2 separate regions of the Homo sapiens genome follow, and region 2 is linked to region 1. A link is a loop called in an ENCODE intact Hi-C map of the cell type or tissue named here. Cell type or tissue: endothelial cell of umbilical vein. All regions are shown on one strand.

Region 1 (2,500 bases):
CAGCCAAAAAGTGTGAATTCCATCAAAAAGGCACTGTTAACAATACTCAGAATAATCTGACAAGGTCTACATCAATGTCTGAGTAAAGAATAGGTAAATAGACAAACCCTTATAAAAGACAGCATTATTGTTTAAATATACTATAGCTATATAAAAAGAAATAAAGTGACACACAGAAATGACCCTTAGCAAAGCTGTTTTAAAACTTCAGAATATTCCATCATCTTTTAAAAATGTTCTCATTAATAAATGTGATTTTTTTTAATTGCAGAAGTTTATACCTCTGACTGTAATTTTTTTACACAAGTAAATATTTTACTTAAATACTTCCTCAAGATATCAGGAATTCTTATTATATTTCCTAATGTCCTCTTGCATATAGCATTTTCTATTACTGAACTCCTGTTAGTATTATATTTGAACAATTATAGTTTGGTTACTACTATAAAAACCAAAATACTTTAGAATTAGAAGAATATGTTTAAATATATAGTAGTATATATTAAATATATAGCAATGTATATTGACTTCAGAAAGGAAGTTTTTAACACTCTGGTAAAATCAGAGAAACTAGATAACTTGTCCAGGTTCACACATCATTTAGTGATAAAACCACTTACATCTTTCAGTGATCAGTGATCTTTATGTTTTGTCTTTGTATTTTACTATTAGTTATGTTTTAATTATACCAATTCAGGCTGGGCATGGTGGCTCACATCTGTAATCCCAGCACTTTGGGAAGCCAAGGCGGGTGGATCACCTGAGGTCAGGAGTTCGAGACCAGCCTGGCCAACATGGCAAAACCCCATCTCTACTAAAAATACAAAAAGTAGCTGGGCATGGTAGTGCACGCCTGTAATCCCAGCTACTCGGGAGGCTGAGGCAGGAGAATCACTTGAATCCGGGAGGCAGAGATTGCAGTGAGCCGAGGTCACACCACTGCACTCCAGCCTGGGCAACAGAGCAAGACTCTTTCTCAAAAAAACAAAAAACATAAAAATAAAAAAAAAAATTACACCAATTCAACTTATAATGAAAACCAATTTGTACCTATGAAGATTAGAAACATTAACAAGTTTCAAAAATAAGAGTAGCTAATTAATACATTTCACACTTGGAAGCCCTTTCTTTCCCAGAAAACTGTCTTTGTATATGTGAAGCATGGATGAGTAATCCCAGGCTTTTGTCTGTTGCCTTGGCATTACTTTTTGTTAACAACTACTGAACCGAATTGGTACCATTTTTAATGAAAGAATGACATCTTGTGGCATAATGCTCTAATTGCAATAAAAAAATTTATTATCTGAAAGCTGTAATTAAGAGATACTCCAGAGACCATGCTTCGCTGTCACAAACACTGTTCCCAGAGTAAAAAGTAAGGGCACATAGACATATTATGCAATATCAGAAAAGGGGAGTTATTTTTTAAAAAACTGTGGCATAATATGCATAACATAAAATTTGTTGTTTTAACTATTTTTAGGTGTACTCTTCAGTGACATTAAAAAGATTCACACTGTTCTGCAACCATTATAGCTATCCATCTCCAGAACTTTCTTTCGTCCTCCAAAACTGAAACTCTGTACCCATTCCTCCCTTCCCCCAGCCCCTGGCAACCATCATTCTACTTTCTGTCTCTGTGAATTTGACCACTCTAGATATCTTATGGTAAGTGTAATCCTACAGTATTTGTCCTTTGTGATTGGCTTATTTCACTTAACACAATGTCTTCAAGGTTTATCTGTGTTATAGCATGTATCTGAATTTATTTCATTTTTAAGTCTGAATAATATTCCATTGTATGTATATACCACATTTTGTTTACCCATTTAGGTTGTTTCCATACCTTGGCTATTGTAAATAATGCTGCAATTAACATGAAAGTGCAGATATCTTTATGAGGTGATCATTTCATTTTCTTTGGATATATGCCCAGAAGAGGAATTGCTGGGTCACATAGTAGTTGATTTTTAATTTCTTTACAAATCTCCATACTGTTTTCCATAATGGCTGTACCAATCTACATTCTCACCAAGAGTGTACAACCTTTTCCCCACATCCTTGCCAACATTTATCTTTTGACTTTTTGGTAATAGCCATCCTAACGGGTGTGAGGTAGTATCTCATAGTGGTTTTGATTTACAATTCCCTGATGATTAATGGTGTTGAGCACCCTTTCATATACCTGTTGGTGATTTTCATGTTTTCTTTGGAAAAATGTGTATTCAGGTCTTTTTGCCCATTTTTAAATCAGGTTATTTGTTTTTCTACCATTGAGTTGTATGAGTGCTTTATAAATTTTGGACAGTAACCCCTTATTTGATATATGGTTCACAGATATTTTTTCCCAATCTGTAGCTGCCACTTATTTGTTGATTGTTTCCTTGGCTGTGCAGAAGCTTTTTAGTTTCATGTAGTACCATTTATTTATTGTCGCTTTTGTGGCTTGAGCTTTTGGTGTGATGTCCAAAACTCATTGCCAAGGTCCATATCCAGGGGA
Region 2 (2,500 bases), 360 kb before region 1:
TGATTGGTTCTTTTTTTTGTTTGTTTCATTTTGAGACAAAGTCTCACTCTGTTGTCACCCAGGCTGGAGCGCAGTGGTGCAATCTCGGTGCACTCCAACCTCCGCCTACCAGGTTCAAGTGATTCTCCCATCCTCCCACCACAGCCTCTCAAGTAGCTGGGACTACAGGCACACACCATCACACCCAGTTAATTTTTGTACTTTTAGTAGAGACGGGGTTTCACCATGTTGCCCAGGCTGGTCTCAAACTCCTGAGCTTAGTGATCCACCCGCCTTTGCCTCCCAAAGTGCTGGGATTACAGGTATGAGCCATGGTGCCCAGCCTCAACTGATTTGTTCTTACATTAGAAAATGAGCAGGAGAGCTGAGCCACAAATCTGTTTCCATGCTGATGTTTTCCCATCCTGAATAATCATCTGCCTGCCTGTGGAAAGGGAAAATGCAAACGTCTCCATGCAACTGAACACCCAAGTGTTTGCCATAGTATTAGCAAAACACAGCATGGCCAAACATGGAAAATAGCCCCAGAGAATGCCATTTTGCTCAAGAAGACCTTGGAGGAATATCTGGCCTGTTCAAGCACTTTCCCTACCCTGAATCTCTTTGGCTATAATTTGCCCATTTTTAATCAATCAATAATCATATTTCTGGGTTCTGGGGCTGAGACAGAGATCGAAGAAAGTGAAAGGCATGGTTCATGCCCTTATAGAGACTACATATAGCTAGACCGAAAACAGTGAGAAGCAAAACTGTGGGTGCTTTGAACTGTACATGCAGTGGGAATTAAGGAATGATGTAGTCAGGCTGAAGTGACCAGGGACATTTCCTGGGGACAGGACTTGAAGATGAGTTGGCTTTAGACTAATGCTGGGGAGTGGGAACTGACCTGGGCAGCAAAGCAAGGCACAGAGGCAGAGATGAACTCTGAATGTTCAGGGCTCACCAGGGAGACTGGCTGGGGGCTTCCATGGGGAAGGAGAGGGAAGCCTGGTCAGAGAATAGGACAAGACCAGGGAGAGAAGATCTTGACAACAGATGAAGGGCAGAGCGAGGAGTTTGAATTTGATGAGGACTGCCATCTACTGGCAGTTGATGCAGGCTCTTGGGCAGTAGTGTGGCCTTGGTCCCGCTGAGGTGGGCAGGGGGAGCTAGAGACAAGGAGAATCTCTAGGAACCCCCAACCCTGAAACAGAAGCCTGAGTTTCAACTGGAGGCGGGAGAGGAGAGTCAGCGAGAACGAAGATGGACAGACTGCGGAAACATAAATGAAGGTAGGAACAGCGGAGCTCGAAGAGTAAATGCAGAGAGTGGACACAGAGGCCAAGAGGCTTGGCTCCAGGGCTTTCTTCCTAGGAGACCAGAATTTCCCCTTGTGCAGGCTGAGGACACATACAGATGCTCCTTGTTCCCATTAAGCCTCACGCTGACACCCCAAGATGGTTAGGAAGTGGCTTGGCAAGGTCCCTCCCAGGCCTTTTGGAAATCTCCATGAAGGAGTGTCTGTTTCTCCTCCCCATTCTTCCTTCTCCTTCCACACCCCCTGACCCACCCCTTTCTCTTTCTCTTTCCCTCTCTCCTTCTACCCCTCCTTCTCCTATTCGAACTTTCTGGCTTCTGCAGGAAAAGCAGCCACAGTTTCTTCCCACTGCCCACCCCCCAACCCCTGCCCCAATGCTTGGAGGACAGACCCATCCCTTTGCTGGGTTCAGGAAGATTCTAAAACACTTCGGCCTGCTGCTTCCACCAGCCCGGCTCCAGCTGCATCCCCAGGAACCTGTCCAAAAAGAAGGGTTCAGATCACATAGGGAGCTCCTCTTGCTCTTCAAACTCCCAAGCTGCTGCTAACCAGCTTGTGGAGAGAGGGGATGAAGCGAAATTTAGGGCAGGAAGAACATGAGCCTGCTAGCATAATCCACTTCTATCGCAAAGCGAGCGGGTATGCTCAGGCCTGCGGCCAGGTACAGGGCACACAACCCTCTGTCAGCCCTGCTGTGTCTCCTCAAGGGGGCAGAGCTGTCTTCTTACATGTGTGTGCATGGGTGTGTGCACACACATCCACACACGCAGGAACGCACCTGACATTAGGAAAAAGTCATTCTAACCCCCTAGTTGGTCTCAATGGACTCCTGCAGCTGTAGATGGGAATTTGAAAGCCCAGATCAGCATAGAAACCAGCCTTAACCAGTTGGCTGAGCCATGGTCAAGTAAATTAATAAATCCTGGTGCCTGCAAAATCTAGATCTCAGGAATAATGGGGTGGGGGGAGGAAACTGGTTCTGCCTGTAGAATGCAACTGACCAGCACAGGCTGAGATTTCTTTGTTTGTTTTTCAGATGGAGTCTCAAACTATCACCTGGGCTGGAGTGCGATGGCATGATCTCGGCTCACTGCAACCTCTGCCTCCAGGGTTCAAGCGATTCTCCTGCCTCAGCCTCCCAAGTAGCTAGGACTACAGGTGCGTGCCACCACGCCCGGCTAAGTTTTTGTATTTTTAGTAGAA

Evidence for each region. Hi-C counts contacts between places; a loop is a spot of excess contacts. Peaks named below come from ENCODE experiments on the same cell type or tissue, not always from the same donor. Only the 100,000 strongest peaks of a DNase experiment are listed, where the experiment ranks them.
Region 2: it touches region 1 in a loop (5-fold over the local background); 3 of 110 quality-filtered maps call a loop at or near these places.

Annotation. Positions count from the first base shown.
Region 1 is chr10:91,911,764-91,914,263 of GRCh38, forward strand. No RefSeq gene overlaps it. Among named protein-coding and RNA genes, the nearest start is that of FGFBP3, 3.5 kb to the left of the region's middle. In endothelial cell of umbilical vein, a CTCF peak has its summit at 1,255; a DNase peak (open chromatin) is centred at 1,238.
Region 2 is chr10:91,550,924-91,553,423 of GRCh38, forward strand. All of the region lies in intron 1 of HECTD2-AS1 (HECTD2 antisense RNA 1), which reads right to left. LOC105378433 (a long non-coding RNA gene) reads left to right here and starts at 2,408. Exons shown (of 3, transcript XR_007062244.1): 1 at 2,408-2,455. In endothelial cell of umbilical vein, CTCF peaks have their summits at 1,117 (motif pointing left) and 2,001 (motif pointing right); a DNase peak (open chromatin) is centred at 1,098; H3K27me3 peaks cover 146 bases.